Regions from separate parts of the Homo sapiens genome. Here region 1 is linked to region 2. Evidence: read pairs that join two places in POLR2A ChIA-PET (ENCODE). Cell type or tissue: Panc1. All regions are shown on one strand. Links, peaks and the distances in the headings refer to the core of each region. The heading gives the core; the rest is flanking DNA. Region 1 has its middle 100 kb from the start of LINC02225. Region 2 has its middle 19 kb from the start of LINC02225.

What was found. ChIA-PET counts read pairs that join two places held together with the same protein. Peaks named below come from ENCODE experiments on the same cell type or tissue, not always from the same donor. Only the 100,000 strongest peaks of a DNase experiment are listed, where the experiment ranks them.
Region 1: POLR2A ChIA-PET joins it to region 2 with 18 read pairs; 4 of 35 experiments call an interaction of 5 or more read pairs at or near these places.

The regions. Positions count from the first base shown.
Region 1 is chr5:57,793,651-57,802,676 of GRCh38, forward strand. No RefSeq gene overlaps it. Among named protein-coding and RNA genes, the nearest start is that of LINC02225, 100 kb to the right of the region's middle. In Panc1, for the core only: no CTCF peak of the experiment used is centred there; no DNase peak of the experiment used is centred there; H3K27ac peaks cover 1,902 bases.
Region 2 is chr5:57,875,611-57,884,636 of GRCh38, forward strand. No RefSeq gene overlaps it. Among named protein-coding and RNA genes, the nearest start is that of LINC02225, 19 kb to the right of the region's middle. In Panc1, for the core only: no CTCF peak of the experiment used is centred there; no DNase peak of the experiment used is centred there; H3K27ac peaks cover 5,273 bases.

The DNA.
Region 1 (9,026 bases), core at 312-8,311, 82 kb before region 2:
CTACATGAGCAAGTAGACTTCTTTGTATGAGGTATATGGAAAAACTGACGCCCAAGTTGATTAAATAGATTATTCATTGTCACATAAATAAATCTTTACTGGCTAAATTAGTACTGGAACCTGAGTTCTGCAATTTTGTTAAAAAATAAACTTTTTTTCAGCTTTTATTTTACATTCAGGGGTATATGCACAGGTTTCTAACCTGGGTATATTGCATGATGCTGAAGTTTGGGCATGAATGTTCCCATCCCCAGGTACTGAGTATAGTATTCAACAATTAATGTTTCAACCCTTGCCCCCTCCCTCCCTTCCCCCTCTAGCAGTCCTCAGTTCCTACTGTTGCTATCTTTATGTCCATGAGTACCTGGTGTTTAGCTCCCACTGCAAAGAGAGAACATGCAGTATTCGGTTTTCTGTTTCTGCATTAATTCTCCTCGGATTATGGCCTCCAGTTCCATCCATATTGCCTCAAAGGACATGATTTTGTTCTTTTTTATCGTTGTGTAGTATTTCATGGTGTATATATACCACATTTTCTTTATCCAGTCCATCACTGATGGGCATCTAGGTTGATTCCATGACTTTCCTATTGTGAATAGTTCTGTGATGAACATGCAAGTGTGTATATCTTTTTGGTGTAATGATCTATTGTCCTTTGGGTATACACCCAGTAATGGGATTGCTGGGTCATTTGGTAGCTCTGTTTTAGGTTCTTTGAGAAATCTCCAAACTGCTTTTCACAGTGGCTGAACTAATTTACATTCCCATCAACAGTGTGTAAGTGTTCCCTTTTCTCTGCAGCCTCACCAACACCTGTTGTTTTTGACTTTTTAACAATAGCCATTCTGATTGATGTAAGATATTGTCTCATTGTGGTTTTGATTTGCATTTCTTTGATGATTAGTGATGATGAGCATTTTTTCATATGATTATTGGCTACAAGTAAGTCTTCTTTTGAGAAATATCTGTTCATGCCCATTGACCTTAATGGGATTATTTGTTTTTTGTTTCTTAAGTTCCCTATAGATTCTGGATATTAGACTTTTGTCAGATGCACAGTTTGCAAATATTTTCTACCATTCTGTAGGTTGTCTGTTTACTCTGTTAATAGTTTCTTTTGCTGTGCAGAATCTTTTTAATGTAATTAGGCCCCACTTGTCATTTTTTGTTTTTATTGCAAATGTTTTTGAGGACTTAGACATAAATTCTTTCCCAAGACCCATGTCCGGAATGATGTTTCCTAGGTTTTCTTCTAGTAGTCTTATAGTTTGAGGTCTTACATTTAAACCTTTGATCCTTCACTTGTAGCTTATCTTGCATGAGATTTTGACAGCATACATGGGGAAGGCATCAGTTACACTTTGGAGGCACGATACAGACAGAGAGCCAGATTCATATAGGCTGTGTAGACACCTGCTTCTTCCAGACCATTTTCCTGATTCTTTGGCTTGCTAATTGAGAGTAACCTCAAAATCACTTGACTTTCCTTTTCTTGGAGGTATAAGTATCCAAAGATGTCCCCAGATGCTCCACATTAAAGATATATCTGCCCTTTGGTTTTTCTTCAGGAATTATAAAGTGTTTACCTGAGAACTAATTCAGATGGTCATGAACGGGAATATTTGCCAATGCTCAATGTCCTTAATCCATAGATTGGATTGGTTTAAGGTCTACTTCATCTTGCAAGCATCTTTGTTCCCATGGATAGTGACCTTGTTCTTGATTCAGCCTGACAGCTGCTATGCTCCATCAAAACCAACTAGATGGGAGCTTGTTCCTCTGCTGCATTGTACAGTGACTGGTCTCACCCAGCACTTCCATGTGAGAATGAACACCCTCTTAACAAGAAATTTTGAGTGTTTTCCTTTTATTCACAGCTGAATGCAATAGCTCACTGGTTTTCAATTATGTTTGATTATTTGTGATTAAAAACTGTATGTATTTTTTTGGCAGTCAAGATTTCTGTACATATATTTAAGAAATAGTTCATTAACTGCTTTTCACAACTGTGTACTAACATATTTTATACTTTTTTAATTAGCTGAGAAGCTATATTAAAATATCTCATTGCAAAAAAATGAACTTTGTTATCTGATAAAATGAATTTTGCACTTCAGAATTGTCTTGAATATTGTTGTCATTGCAAATGATTTTTATCTTCATTTGTAGAGTTTCACCAAAATAATCCTTTTGGAATTTTATTAGGATCAAATTGAATTTATTGGTTAATTTGGGCCTAATTGTCATTTTTACCTTACTGAAACTTCATCAGCAATATTTCAGTAATGTCAATATTTTCTTCTACAAAGTCTTATGCATATTTTGGTATATTTATTTCTAGACATTTTATAGTTGGATTAGGAATCAAAAGTAGTACATTTTTAAAAGTACATTTCAAATGATTTGCAATGGCATATAAAGATGATAGTACACATTTATCTTATATCCAATCAGGAAATTTGTTGCAGTTCTTACAAGTTCTAATAGTTTGATATTAGTTTGTTTACATGTCACCTTTTATTTACTAGCCCATTCCTTCTTTTTATGAATAGTCTTGACTGAGATTTGTCTATTGTCTTTATAAATATCCAGCCTTTGATGTCATTGGTTAGATAGATAGATAGATAGCCTAAGAATCTCTCTTTACCTTATAAATTTAATGAATTTACATTAGTTTTGATTACTAATATTTAGATTCCCTTCTAGATGCATCATAATATACTAGTTAATACTACAGACTTTGGTGCTATACTTATGTTTTAATTCTAACCTCCCTTTACTTTTCTCATCTGTAAAATAAGGGAAATTATAATAATATCATAGTGCTTGATTGGGTTGTTATGGAGAATGAATGACTTTATATATGTAAAATATTTAGAGCAGTACCTTACACATATAAGGACTATATAGTTGTTAACTCTTATAATTCATATTATCTTTTCTTTATGTTTTATAGGTTTTTTATTTGCTCTCTTCCTCATCTTATATTTTATTAAATTCACCATGTTTCTTTTTTTCCTTCCCTCCTTACCTACACATACAAAAATTGAAAGTTATTTTCCATTTCTATTTGTTAGAGATAAATCAAGCCTCTCTGAATATTCTAGACTTAGATTATTGTAACTGTTATCACCCCCATCTTGTTTGCCATTGTTGTCTAGTATTTTAATACTGACTATTTTTTGATCCTCCAAATTAGCCATTATGTTTATTTTTATGTAGTCAATGCATGCTTAAATTTATCAAAACATAGCCGGGCATGGTGGCTCACGCCTGTAATCCCAGCACTTTGGGAGGCCGAGGCGGGCGGATCACGAGGTCAGGAGATGGAGACCATCCTGGCCAACACGGTGAAACCCCGTCTCTACTAAAAAATACAAAAAATTAGCCGGGCGTGGTGGCGGGCGCTTGTAGTCCCAGCTACTCCAGAGGCTGAGGCAGGAGAATGGTGTGAACCCGGGAGGCAGAGCTTGCAGTGAGCCGAGATCGCGCCACTGCACTCCACCTTGGGCGATGGAGAGAGACTCTGTCTCAAAAAAAAAAAAAAAAAAAAAAAAAAATTATCAAAACATTTGCTAATTTCCTTGCTCATTTTCTTCATACTATTTCATTTCTTCTTTCTGTGTTCAATTTCCTTCTTTTTGGATACATTTCTTTTGATATCTTTTCACAGAAGATCCTTAGTGGTAAACATTCTCTCAATTTTTCTAATTTAAAATTATCTTGATTTTTACTTTCACTTTTAAATGAGAATTTAGCTGGTCAGATATTTATGAGTTGATAGTTACTTTCTTTCAGCACTTTGAAATATCCCTTTGTCTTTGTAGAGACCAATTTCCCTTGGTCTCTACAGCTGTTTTTGGGAAGCCTGCTGTTAGTCTAATTCTTGTTCTTTTTACATTACCTTCTTTTGCTTTCAGGTTATTTTAAAGATATCTTTAAAATAAAGATATCTGTAGTTTCACTGTAAGTATGACTAGATGTGAATTCATATTTATTTCTTTGTATTAGTACTCAGTATGCTTCCTAATCTGAGAAATAGGTCTGTAATCATTTCTAGAGAATTAACAACAATTTTGTGTTTGAATAATGCTATTTTCCAGAACTCTTTATTTACCTTATAGAACAAATAGATGCATATTGATTCTTTAATCCTTAGTCTTTCATACAAAAGAAAAGTTTGTATGTGTTTTACTTATTTGATAACTACTAGATATTCCTTATCTTGTAAGTAACCTGTGTCCCCATCTAGATGCTGAACTCTTGGGGGCAGTTTGCTACATGCTATAAGTCTTTGGGATATCATGTTTACGAGCATGGGTTCTAGAGACAGACTATCTTGTCTTGAATCCTTGCTCTATCACCTATCTTTAATATCTCAGGTGCTATTACATGTGTTACAGTATAATGGAGATATTAATAGTATTTACCTTAGAAGGTACTTAGTATTTATTAAGAACTCAGTGAATGTTAGCTATTACACTACTTTTACATAAAGAAAAACTGTTAAATAACCTTCACTTCACAAAAATATACAATTTAGATTAAATTTTGAAAAAAGGTTAACTTTTAATATTGGAGGAGGAATAAAAGAAGGAGGAAAGAAACAAACATTTTAGGCAGAGGAAACAGCATGCACATAGATATAGGAGTTGTGAAGTGTAGAGTGTATTTGAGAAATGTAGGGGATATTGCCTGTGCCCCACCCATATCCTCTCGGCACTCCTGGGTCATTAAGATCCATTTCCTTCTGCAAGCATTTGCAGTTCTTCACTTGATGACTTTCTCCTGACCTGGACACCAAGCTAGTGGAATTCATGCCCCTAGGAGCAGCTCCCAGCCAATGATGGATGGGGTTGGAAGATAAATACTCTAGCTTCCTATTTTTCAGCTACCTTAACTCTGAGTTGTGTTCTATACTCTCTCCCAATTACCAGTGGAATTGAGGACCAGTTACCTTCTAAGATAACTTGTTTGACAATGTATCCTGCTTTAGCTTCTCTTCACCTTCCTAGTCCTATTTTACTACCTTACCTTCTGATAAGCCTACAAAAACAAGATATGTTGAAAAGACTTTCATTTTATTTCCTGCTTCTAAAATGTAAATGCTTTAATTATTTAAAACTCTCTGAGGTCTTCTTCCAAAAGGCTGACAGAACATTGCATTTCCACTCATGAAAAACTCTCTCAGGCCCAGAACAAGGTCTGTGATTTAATGAGAGGCATTTTAAAGACTATGAGAACAACTTGATGTAGATATTTAAGAAAAAAAAATCTTTTAATAAAGGTTCTGTTTCTCTGAGGACCTTTATTTTGTTTTATTTTTTGTATGAAGCCAGTTGCTATGTGGGCGTTTACTGTGAGATTAATATGCGTTGCCGCAAATTTATAAATGAGTTTTCTCATCTTGAAGGAAAACACAAAATTCTATCTCTCACATTGCTTTCCTAGTTGGAAGAAAAACAGAACTTTCCAAAATAGGGCATAGAACACATGGCTTCTAGGAGTCCTTGGAATATCCTATGAGTGAACAGATTTGTGTATCTATGGTCATAGCAAGTCATAGTAGGTAATCATGCCTATATTCATATAGAGGAATGGTAGGAAGGGCTTTTAAAGATTATCTAGTCCATCTAGATTTTATAGATAAATAATATAGGGTCCACAAACTTAAATGGGTTGCCTAAGATTACCAAGAATATTAGTATTGGTTAGAGCATTAATTCTCTTTAATCCTGGTCCAGTGCTCTTTTCACATTATAGGAGAGTCCATTTCTTAAACATTACCCTGGAGAGTTCCTTTTCTTTGGCTAGCCTCAAGGGAAAAATAAAGTCCCTACATTGTACAAGATGATTGTATTTGATTCAATTATTTTCCCAGTTGTGGGGAGCCAGGGACCAAAGTTTAAGCTCTGCGGTGGTTGGCCACTGGGTATATTGAGGTCAACTTGGGTGGCCCATTTTGTTAAAGATTACCCTGGTACTTTCACTAGTATCATCAGTACATTTTATAGTCTTTGAATCAAAGGTAAATTTATTTTATTTTAATTTTTACAGTTTGGCATGTAGCATTTTTTTTCAACTTTTATTTTAGAAACAGGGAGTACATGGTACATGTGCAGGTTTGTTACATGAGTATATTGCACCCAGGTAGTGAGTATAGTAACCAATAGGTAGTTTTTTTGACCCATTTCCCTCTCTCTCTCCTTCTTCCCTGAAGTAGCCTGCGGTGTCTGCTGTTCCCATGTTTATGTCCATGGGTGCTTAATGTTTAGCTTCCACTTCTAAGTGAGAACATGCAATATTTGACTTTCTGTTCCTGTGTTAATTCGCTTAGGCTTATGGCCTCCAGCTCCATCCATGTTGCTGCAAAGGACATGATTTTGTTCTTTGTTATGATTGCATAGTATTCCTTGGTGTATATGTGCTCCATTTTCTTCATCAATCCACCATTGGTGAGCACCTAGGTTGATTTCTCATCTTTACTATTGTGAATAGGGTGATGATAAACATACAAGTGCATGTATCTTTTTGGTATAATGATCTATTTTCCTTTGGGTATATACCCAGTAATGGGATTTCTTGGTCACTTGTAGCTCTGTTTTAAGTTCTTTGAGAAATCTCCCAACTGCTTTTCACAGTGGCTGAACTAATTTACATTTCCACCAAGAGTATATAAGCATTCCCTTTTCTCTGTAGCCTCACCAGCATTTGTTGTTTTCTGACTTTTAATAATAGCCATTCTGACTTGTGTGAGATGATATCTCATTGTGGTTTTGATTTGCATTTCTCTGGTGATTAGTGATGATGAGCATTTTTTTAATATGTTTGCCATTTGTATGCCTTTTTTTGAAAAATATCTGTTCATGTCCATGACCATTTTTTAATGGGATTGTTTGGTTTTTACTTGTTGATTTAAGTTCCTTATAGATTCTGGATATTATACTTTGTCAGATATGTAGTTTGCAATATTTTCTCCCATTCTGTAGGTTGTTCGTTTATTCCGTTGATAGCTTCTTTTGCTGTGCAGAAGCTTTTTAGTTCTATTAAGATTCCACTTGTCAATTTTTGTTTGTGTTGCTATTGCTTTTGGGGACTTAGCCAAAATTTATTTGCCCAGGCTAAGGTCAAGAAGGGTATTTTCCAGGTTTTCTTCTAGTATTTTTATAGTTTTGGGGTTTCACATTTAAATCTCTAATCCATTGTTAGTTAATTTTTGTATATGTTGAGAGGTAAGGGTCTAGTTTTATTCTTCTGCATATGGCTAGCCAGTTATCCTAGCACCATTCACTGAATAGGTAGCCCTTCCCCATTGCTTGTTTTTGTTGGCCTTGTCAAAGATTGGATGATTGTAAGTGTGCAGCTGTACTTCTGATTTTGTATCTTGTTTCATTGTTCTATGTGTGTTTTTATACAAGCACCATGTGTTTTGGTTATTAGAGCCTTATAGTATAGGACGAAGTAACTGTGATGCCTCTGGCTTTGTTGTTTTCACATAGGATTGCTTTGGCTATTTGGGCTCTATTTTGGTTCTATATGAATTTTAGAATAGTTTTTTCTAATACTGTAAAGAATGACGTGGGTACTTTGACAGGAATAGCATTGAATCTGTAATTACTTTGGACAGTGTGGCCATTTTAGTGATATTGATTCATCTAAGCCATGAGCATGGAGGTTTTTCCATTTATTTGTGTCATCTCTGATTTCTTTCAGCAGTGTTTTATAGTTCTCCTTGTAGAAATCTTTCATCTCCTTGGTTAGCTGTACTTATAGATATTTTATTTTCTTTGTGGCTATTTTAAGTGGAATTGTGTTCTTGATTTGACCCTTAGCCTGGACACTATTGGTGTCTAGAAATACTACTGACTTTTGTACATTGATTTTGTATATAAAACCTTACTAAAATATTTGATCAGTTCTAGTAAACTTTTGGTGGGTTCTTTAGGGTTTTTTTAGGTATGAAATCATATTTTCAGTGAAGAAAGATCAATTTAGCCACTAAGAATTTATTTATGTGTCTACGAATAATTTATTTAATCATTTTGGGCCTCATTTTCCCAATGTACCTCATACAAAAGATCAATGAAACCAAGAGCTGCTCCTTCAAGAAACAAACAAACATACAAGATAGGTAGACAGCTAGCTAGATTAACAAAAGAAAGAGAGAAGATCTTTTGTATGGATTTTTGCATGTCAATTTCATTCAGTTCTTCTTTAAATTTTGTTATGTCTTTTCTTCCACTGGCCTTGGGGTTGGTTGGCTCTCTTTTTTTTCTAGTTCCTTCAGGTGCAAAGTTAGATTGTTAATTTTAAATCTTTCTAACTTCTTGATAAAGCCATTTAGTACCGTTAGCTTTCCTCTTAACACGGCTTTAGCTGTATCCCAGGCAGTTTGGTGAGTGTTGTCCCTATTTTCATCAATTTCAAATAATTTTTTGATTTTTGCTTTAATTTCTATGTTCGTCCATAAATTATTCAGGAACAAGTTGTTTAATTTCCACGAATTTGCATAGTTTTTAGAAATCCCCTTGATATGAATTTCTATTTTTATTGCACTGTGGTTTGAGTGTGTGCTTGGTTTGATTTCAATGTTTTTGAATTTATTGAAACTTCCTTTATGACTGAGCATGTGGTTGATCTTGGATAATGTTCCATGTACAGATGAGAAAAATGAATATTCTGTGGTTACTGGGTGGAGTGTTCTGTAGATGCCTATTAGTTACAATTGGTCAAGTGTCAAGTTTAAGTCCAGGATTTCTTTGCTAGTTTTTTGCCTCGATGGGGTGTCTAATGCTGTCAGTGGGGTGTTGACGTTTCCCACTATTATTGGGTGGTTGTCTGAGTCTTTTTGTAGGCCAAGAAGAACTTGTTTTCTGAATTTGTGTGCTCCAATGTTGAACGCATATATATTTAGGATAGTTATGTCTTCTTGCAAATGTCATTTTAATCCTTATTTTACTAGAATTATTCATTTTGCTTTCTGTTTTCCTGACTTCTGTGATACCCACACTCTTGGTTCTTCTTGA
Region 2 (9,026 bases), core at 671-8,670:
ACATGAAGTTATTTTCTCCTTTCCTAACTTTGCATGAAGATCCATAGAATCTGAATGAAATCCATATGACAGGAAATCTCACGGAAATTCATAATCAGGACTCCAGGATAATTCATAAAAATAAAATTTGTGATAGTCCAAAGACCCAGAGTACTAACTTATCAATATGTAGTCTGTAGCTCAGATAAAAATCTTTATTTTCAGATGATTATTCATCCTGATTTATTAGTCTGTTTTTTCAGTGTTTGCCTGCTTACTGCAATTCAATACTGCTACTACTACCTTCAGATGGATCACTGGAGAATTTTAACTTTTTTTCATTAATTTTATAGGTGATTTATCCTAGGGTTACCTCTTAATTGATTTTCCTATCTCTAATTTATTTCTAATTCAATCTATTCTCCATATTTGCTGACAAACTGATCAAAAACAAAAACCCCAAAATATGACTATGTCACTGCTAAGATTAAAATCTTCAGTGTCTCCTCATATCTTCAAAAAAAAAAAAAAAAAGAAAGAGAGAAAAAAACCCCAAAGTTTTAAACTGATTAGAATGACATTCCTATCACTTTGAAATAAGGACCAAACATAGTTTTCAAATTTTGTCATGGATCACTCCCTCACTTAAAAACATTATCTTTTTCATGCCATTCAAACAGTCAACATTAATATCAGTGTGGCAAAACCAAACCAGTCTGGTGGTTATTAAAGAGAAAAATCTTTGTGGCAACCCCAGCTTCTAGAATATAACAAGAAAAGGGCCACTAAGGACAAAAATCAAACCCATATTCCACACAAGTTGATGATAATAGGCAAAAAGATGAGGAAGTTTATGTGGTAGGTTAAAAATTTACATCATTATTATTATTATTATTATTATTTTATTCTTTAGAGATGAGGTCTCACTCTGTCACCTAGGCTGGAATGCAGCGGTGCAATCATAGCTCACTGCAGTCTTGAACTCCTGGGTTCAAGCAACCCTGTCACTTCAGCCTCCCAAGTAGTTGAGACCACAGATGCACACCACCATGCCTGGCTAATTTATTTTTATTTGTATTTTTTGCATTTTTGTAGAGACAGGGTCTCACTGTGTTGCCTAGGCTGGTCTTGAACTCCTGCATTCAAGCGATCTTCCTGTCTTGGCCTTCCAAAGCACTAGGATTACAGATGTGAGTCACCATGCCCCTTTATTGTTATTACTATGATACTAATTGATTTTTGTTCTATTAGCTAGTCTCAGTAGGATACAAGCTTGAAAGCAGCTTTATGTTTTCTCACCACTCCTTGATGTAGACTATGTAAAACCGGTTTTTCCCACCCCAGGCTAAAATAGCTTTTCCAGTCACTCTTTTCCTCCCTCTTTTTTTTTTTTTTTTTTTTTTTTTGAGACGGAGTCTTGCTCTGTCGCCCAGGCTGGAGTGCAGTGGCGAGATCTCAGCTTTCTGCAACCTCCACCTCCCGGGTTGACGCGATTCTCCCGCTTCAGCCTCTGGAGTAGCTGGGACTACAGGTGCCCGCCACCACGCCCGGCTAATTTTTTGTATTTTTAGTAGAGACTGGGTTTCACCCTGTTAGCCAGGATGGTCTCTGTCTTCTGACCTCGTGATCCACCCTCCTCGGCCTCCCCAAGTGCTGGGATAACAGGCCTGAGCCACCGCGCCTGGCCCCCAGTCACTCTTAAATAATAAAAAGACTCCCATTACTTTAAAGAATTAAAGAGTTGAGACCAGTTTAAAAGCAACTCTTCGCCATGGAGCTGTCCTCTCTTCTAATATTATAGAAATGGTCTGGCCAGGCACGGTGGCTCAGGCCTGTAATCCCAGCATTTTGGGAGGCTGAGGACGGCGGATCACGAGGTCAGGAGATGGAGAACATCCTGGCTAACACAGTGAAACCCCGTCTCTACTAAAAATACAAAAACAAAATTATCCAGGCGTGGTGACGGGTGGCTGTAGTCCCAGCTACTCGGGAGGCTGAGGCAGGAGCATGGCGTGAACCCGGGAGTCGGAGCTTGCAGTGAGCCGAGATCGCGCCACTGCACTCCAGCCTGGGGGACAGAGCGAGACTCCATCTCAAAAAAAAAAAAAAAAAAAAAAAAAAGGAAAAAAAAGGATCTATGGGTCTATCAGCTCATTGTAGACTTTGTGAATACATGGTATCTACTGTTTTTTTGGTTTCGTTTTGTTTTGTTTTTAATCTTGGTTTTTGCATCTGTGCCAAAATGGAGGCATGGAGGCATCAGAAAGAGCAATGAGCTCATAGGGAGAAGGTAAGCGAGGCAAGTGCAGTTGTTATCTGTCTTTCTGCCCCATGGATAATAAACTCATTGCTGGCTCCTCCTCTTGGGGGATGCAACTGTGGGATTTTTGGAGTTCCTCTGCTGAGATTTCAGACTGCAGTAAACTTATAAAGGGGGACTAATTCTCACTTGCTGGTCACTTAAAACAGTCTACCTCATTCCTGAGGCGTCTTAAGGGGTACTTCACTATGGGGCACAGTGTAACCCATATGTTCCTCTTTGGAATGGTCCTATTTGAGTGAGTTGGAGTAGCTTTTTTTTTTTTTCCCCTCCACAGGATCTACATCTAGAACCAGGGAAATAAACCCCTTTACCATTTCCTTGGGGGAGAAACATTTCATTTTCCACACAGCTCCCTTCTTTGTTCTACCAGCTCCATCCAGACTTTCACCTTTCAACTTTTTCTAACATCTGTCAAACACCAGTCCCTTTCACCCCCTGATTTCTGAAGACGCATGTCAAGCTCTCTCATTAATCTCTTTTAAACCTGTTATTTGAGGTTTGAAGTCAGGCTGAAGCTCCTCCCTACCTTTATTTGAGAGGAAGTAAAATAGCCAACAACTTTTTCCACAGATATTTTCTCTCTTATTTTTTTCAACCTCAGCCTTTTATGTGGGCGGAGTGGTGATCACCTAATTCTCGCAGACCTGGCTGGGGGCTGTCTTCTCCTCTAATCTTACAAAAATGGTCTAGCAGCTCGGTCTAGACTTTGTGAATACATGGTATCTACTGTTTTTTTCTTGGTTTTTGCATCTGTGCCAAAATTCCAGAGCAACAGAAAGAGTTTTCTTTTTCTTTTCTTTTCTTTTCTTTTTTTTTTTTTCTTTTGAGACAGGGTCTCACTCTTTTGCCCGGGCTGGAGTACAATGGTGTGATCTTGGCTCACTGCAACCTCAACCTCCAGGGCTCAGGTAATCCTCCCACCACAGCTTCTCAGGTAGCTAGGATTACAGGCACACACCATCATGCCTGGCTAATTTTTTTGTATTTTTTCTAGAGATGGGGTTTCACCATGTTGCCTAGGCTGGCCTCAAATTCCTGGGCTCAAGTGATCCTTCTGCTTCAGCCTCCCAAAGTGCTAGGATTATAGGCATGAGCCACCACCTCCAGCTAAGAAAGAGTTCTTTTTGAAATTCTGTGACACTGGTGGATGCCGCAGCACCTCTGAATGCCTATGCCTCTGCTCCCTCTCATGGGCCCTGACTTCCATGCCTGATACATGCTAGGTGTGCTGTGTATTTTCAGGCCTGTGTTAGCTGTTTAAGCCATTCTTTCTGTCTAGAATGCGCTTCCCATCCTCGAAAAAGCTTCTCTCTAATACTTAGCTCAAATATTATCTTTTTTGTACAAGCTTGCTAAACTCCCTTGGGGAGAAGGAATACTTATCCCAGCTGTGCTTACCCAATATTTAGGAATTAATAATGAAAATCTCAGGTTTCAGAGTAAGACAGACCATTTAGGTTTCAATTGGAGCTCAGCATGTTAGCAGTTCTGTGTGACCTCAAAAAAGTTCCTTAATTTTTCAGTCTATTCATTTTAAAAAAATGAAGGAAAACTAACCTCTTATTATTTGAGGTTGTATACATATTAAATGAAATAATTTCTATAAGGTACAGAGTACAATATCTTAATATAGTCATTACTCAATATGATAGGTAAGTACTTAATACGATAGTTGACTATTAATACTACTAATGGTGCTTGTACTACAACTACTTTTAGTTCTCGTGTTCTATTGCTATCACCTAAGAAATAATTAAACACAAATGCAACAAAAGGAAGTCTATTTCTACTTGTCTTAGCTTTTTATTCATTGCCACTTGCCAGCCACTAGCCTACATTCTTTATATATGCTATGCAATTTTGTTCTCTCAACTTCCCTATGAGGTAAGTATAATTATCTCTTTTTGACAGATGAGGAAATTAAAGTTCAGAGGAATGAAGTAACTTGTCCAAGTTCCCACAGCTAGCAAGGTGCAGAACCGGAAATCAAAATCTAGGCCTGCCTCCTATCGAAGCTCGTGCTGGTAACAACCACACTGCACAGGAGAGTCCACAGGCTCTTACTGCATATTTGCTCGATGTCCAGCTTTCACGAAATAGCATCACCTACTCTAGTGTTTCTGTGCCTGTTAATTCCAGCACAACTATAACTCCAATGTGCTTTTATTCTAAAAAAATTCCCTGATGTAAATATCATTCAAAATTTCCATGAGTTTCCTTTAAGTGTGGAGTAGGATAATCTTCGCAAGCCTTTTTGGTTTTAGGCTGAGAATTCCCTGAAAGAGCATCTTTATTTTCCTCTTCCTGAAAGTTTTTACATTAACCACCTCGCCATCCATCAAATCAACTCTTCCTCACAGTACTTGAAATTTAAAATGAAGAGCTTGGGCCCAGCCAGGCTATTGCTGTGAAATTGTGTCATGCTCACTTAATATGTATGGTGCATTCTCCCAGGAAGCCTGGAGTGCAAAGTGTTATTAATTTTCAGCCAGTGTCCCAGTTTTGTCACTGGCATAGCATTTTCTCCTTCTCTGTGAAAGGTACTAAATTTCAAGTGCAAATGCTGAGCTGGAACGTGTGAGGCAGATGACACCAGATGATCCATTTCCCCCATTCCTGGAATAGTACAATCCTACTACCTGTTTGCCTCCCACTGAGGCCCCAGACTCATCAGGGTACTTCTAAGTGATGTAGCAAACAGGAGACCCTGCTCTTAATCAGAAGCTCGTGTTTCTGTTTCTTTTCTTTTCTTTTTCTTTCATTCTTTCTTTTAATTTTTTGAGACAGGGTCTCACTAAGTTACCCAGGCTGGAGTGCAGTGGCACAATTTCGGCTCACTGCAACCTCTGCTTCCTGGGTTCAAGCAATTCTCTCAGCTCTGTCTCCCGAGTAGCTGGGACTACTGGTCTACTGGTGCCTGCCACCATAACTGGCTAATTTTTCTATTTTTGTAGAGACAAGATTTCACCATGTTGCCCAGGTTGGTCTCAAACTCCCGGGCTCAAGTGATCCACCCAGCTTGGCCTCCCAGCTGCTGTTTCTTCACAGACCTGCAAGTTGTACTTTGATGCCAATCTTTTCTTTAGCCAGAATGCTGCTTACTACCAGTCCCAAAGATTGCAGTTCAATTTAATTTCAGGTAAAGAAAAACAAAACAAACAAACAAAAAAACAAGAACATCTTCTCTCTCCATCATGTGGATCAATTTAGAGACTCAGAGAAATAATAAATGGTTCAGCTGACTTCCCACCAGAATTTTTATTAATATGTATTGGCCAGTTTCAAAAGAAACAAGGTGCAGGGGCTGGCTTATTGGTTGGTAACTCAGAGATGTACCAACTTAAAAGCCACAGAAGCTATATGTTTCCTGAAAATAATATTTGTATGCAATACCTCCATGACTAAAAACCCTACTGATAGTTTATTTTTCTTTTCAATTCGGGGTGGGGTAGGTGTGGGTATAGGGTATAGGTTGTTGCATGTTGTCCCCCATTCATCCTTTATGAAAGACACAGGTGATACAGTGCCTTTACCTTACAGCTTCTTCAGTTCTCCAGGCCATCCTCTTCATTTTCTGCTTCATGTACTTCAGCACAGGCAGGTGCTTCTTTAGCTCGTTACATACTAATTATCTATTTACTGCTCTATGTCCTCACCTGACCTGTGTTTCCTTAAGGGCAGGGACTGTGCCCTACACTTAGCCTTCCCAACACCTGATAGGTGTTCATTATCATATTTTTGTTTGTTTGTTTGTTTGTTGAGGCAGAATCTAGCTCTGTCACCCAGGCTGGAGCTGGAGTCGCACAATCTTGGCTCACTGCAACCTCCACCTCCCTGGTTCAAGCAATTCCCCCGCCTCAGCCTCCCGACTAGCTGGGATTACAGGTGCACACCACCATGCCTGGCTAATTTTTTTGTATTTTTAGTAGAGACGGTGTTTCACCATGTTGGTCAGACTAGTCTTGAACTCCTGACCTCAGGCAATTGGCCTGCCTTGGCCTCCCTAAGTGCGGGAATTACAGGCGTGAGCCACTGTGCCCATCCTATTATCATATTAATATATCCTTTCATAAAGTAATTTGAACTTTACAGCTGTATCTTTATCAATATTACGTTGCAACAGTTTATAGTGTTGCCATACAGTTTAGTGTATTTCAGTTACTAAAATGCTTGGACTCAAAAAGAAATAAAATGTCAACATAAAAATAAAATGTGATCCACCAATTTATTCATTTGTTATTACTGATATTGAATAGTAAAGATAATCATACATGCAGATGTTGTCTTTGGCTGTTCTGCCTCTCCATTTTTCTCCTATGAATGTGGAATAGCAATAATTATTCCTCAAAATTTAGGTAGTGAATAATGAGTGAAATTATATTAAATTCTTTGAGTTCTTAATCTGGCATTGAGTTTTTTCCATTCTGCAAACCATCACACATACTAATCATGGAGTGGAGTGAGAGGTCTCAGTAAGTGGGGTCCTCAAGTGGGAAGGCAGGGTAATTAACTCTTATGAAGGCAGAGGCCACATCACCTTTGTTCAAGAGGTGATGTGGCAATAACAATAGCTCTTTACCTTAGAGAAACAGTCCTTGCATGATTTAGCTCCAAATATTCTTTCAGGAGGATCCTCTTCTGAGGATTAGTTTAATTTATTGTCAGTGCTGTTCAGGAAGCCTTTTCAAATCCACAGCTTAGACTTCCCTGCCACATATACACACAGGCACACACAAATATACAGACACATATATGCAAATATTTATATGCACACACAAGCACATACATACATACTCAAACACATAAACCACTTTCACTAATACATGCGTATATATACACACACATACATAGGCACATACATATATAATTACTCAAATACACAAAATGTGCAAATATGAACATACACAGCACACACACGCGGACATGCATCTACATTATTATGGACTATATGCTTATGTCCCCTCAAAACCTATATGTTGAAGCCTAATCCCTAATATGATGATTTTTGGAGGTGGGGTCTTTGGGAGGTGACTAGGTCATGAGGGTGGAGCCCTCATGAATGGGACTAGTGTACTTATAAAAGAGACCCCAGGGAGCTCTCTTGCTGTCTTTCTGCCATGTGAGGATACAATCTGAAGTCAGCAGTATGCCATCCAGAAGACGGCCCTCTCCAGACACCTTAAACTTGAGCTTTCCAGCTGCCAGAACTATGAGAAATAAATTTCTGTTGTTATAAAACACTCAGTCTAAGTTATGCTATTCATTATACCAGCCCACGCAGATTAAGACATACGTGAACACACAAACACACACGTTTACATAAGTACATGCACACATGCATACACACCCACACAAATCACTGTAGGAGTTTTGCCTCAGTGCGTAGATTTTCTCCCATTCTTCTCCTAAGGTCCCTAGGAAAGTCTGGGATATGAAGAAGGAAACAGGATAGTGTTATTTACTCTCTGCCTTAGGAAATCTAAGAAAAGTTTGCCGGCATTTCCACTCCCATTTGGGGTGAGTTACCTGAAATCTCCAGACTAGTGGCTGTCAGGAAGGCAGTTCCTCCCTAGCACTGTGTGGTCAGGACTAATGTACCTCCTGGTAGCTGTGTAGCTTTGCTAGGCTAGCATGAAGATAAGCTAAGACCCAAGTTCATTCATCTGCAGCACCAGAATGAAGCCGCTGGGGACCGGGTCCCTGATGTAGTCTCAGTCAGCACCCTAAAAGCCCAAACTCATTTACATGTCACCCGCAGAATGTATGCTTTTACATGCCACTGATCTCCTTGCCCAAATATGTGGGAAACAGCTTAGACTGCAGTTTTAGTGACTTGAGCTTAATATAAATAGCTATTTTCTTCATAGCAAAGGCTGTTAAGCATTAAAATTGCTTCCCAAGGGAGACTGTCAAGTTTTACATAAAAGTATTTGTAAATAGGGCATATTTCTATTTATCTGGGATAGTTTCTGAGTGGATAAATGGCCCAGATAGCCACTTAGTGTCTTTCTAAGCACTAACATTATCTGAAGCTTCCTAGAAAATCTCTCTCTAGCATGTGGGCAAAGTATTTCAATCACCAAACCTATAGAAATAAAAACCTTGATTTAAGGTGATGTTCTCATGGCCTTTGATTAGACACTTTGATCATTCTAGATAGATCTTTGATCTATCATGGCGCAGTGCTAAAGCCACTGATAGATTTCAAAGTTATTTTAAGAGAGAGGCACAGACAATGAGTTTACAACTAGGAGTCAGCTGAAACCTAACTTCTAATGACAGTTGCAGTATAGATGTTTCTGGCAAGTCTCTCCCTCTTTACTTATTCTTATTGTCTTTGTTTCTCAGCAGGGAAACCTGATATCTTAAAGGCATTATTTGAAAAATTCATTAAATCCTATTTTTGTAGAGCTTCAAAGATTGATATACATTGTATGCTTTCAAAAGATGAGTATAATTGTATATTTTTGAGACTTGTCTGGAAGAAGAGTCATCCTTGAGAACAGAAAAGCACTTAGAGCTTTTCTAACACTCAGCAGTCTGGGATGTAGCCTTTCTACGTCCTTCTCAGGAGAGGTGCCCTCATGACTGCAGCCACATTACCAGACTTTTTTCCTCTTCTGAGAGGAGCCTGAGCTATCACATGCATACCCTACCATATCTTGGGGCTGGAAGTTGCCATTCCTGAGAAACAGGTATGGATTGGTTCAAAAGCAATGTGGCT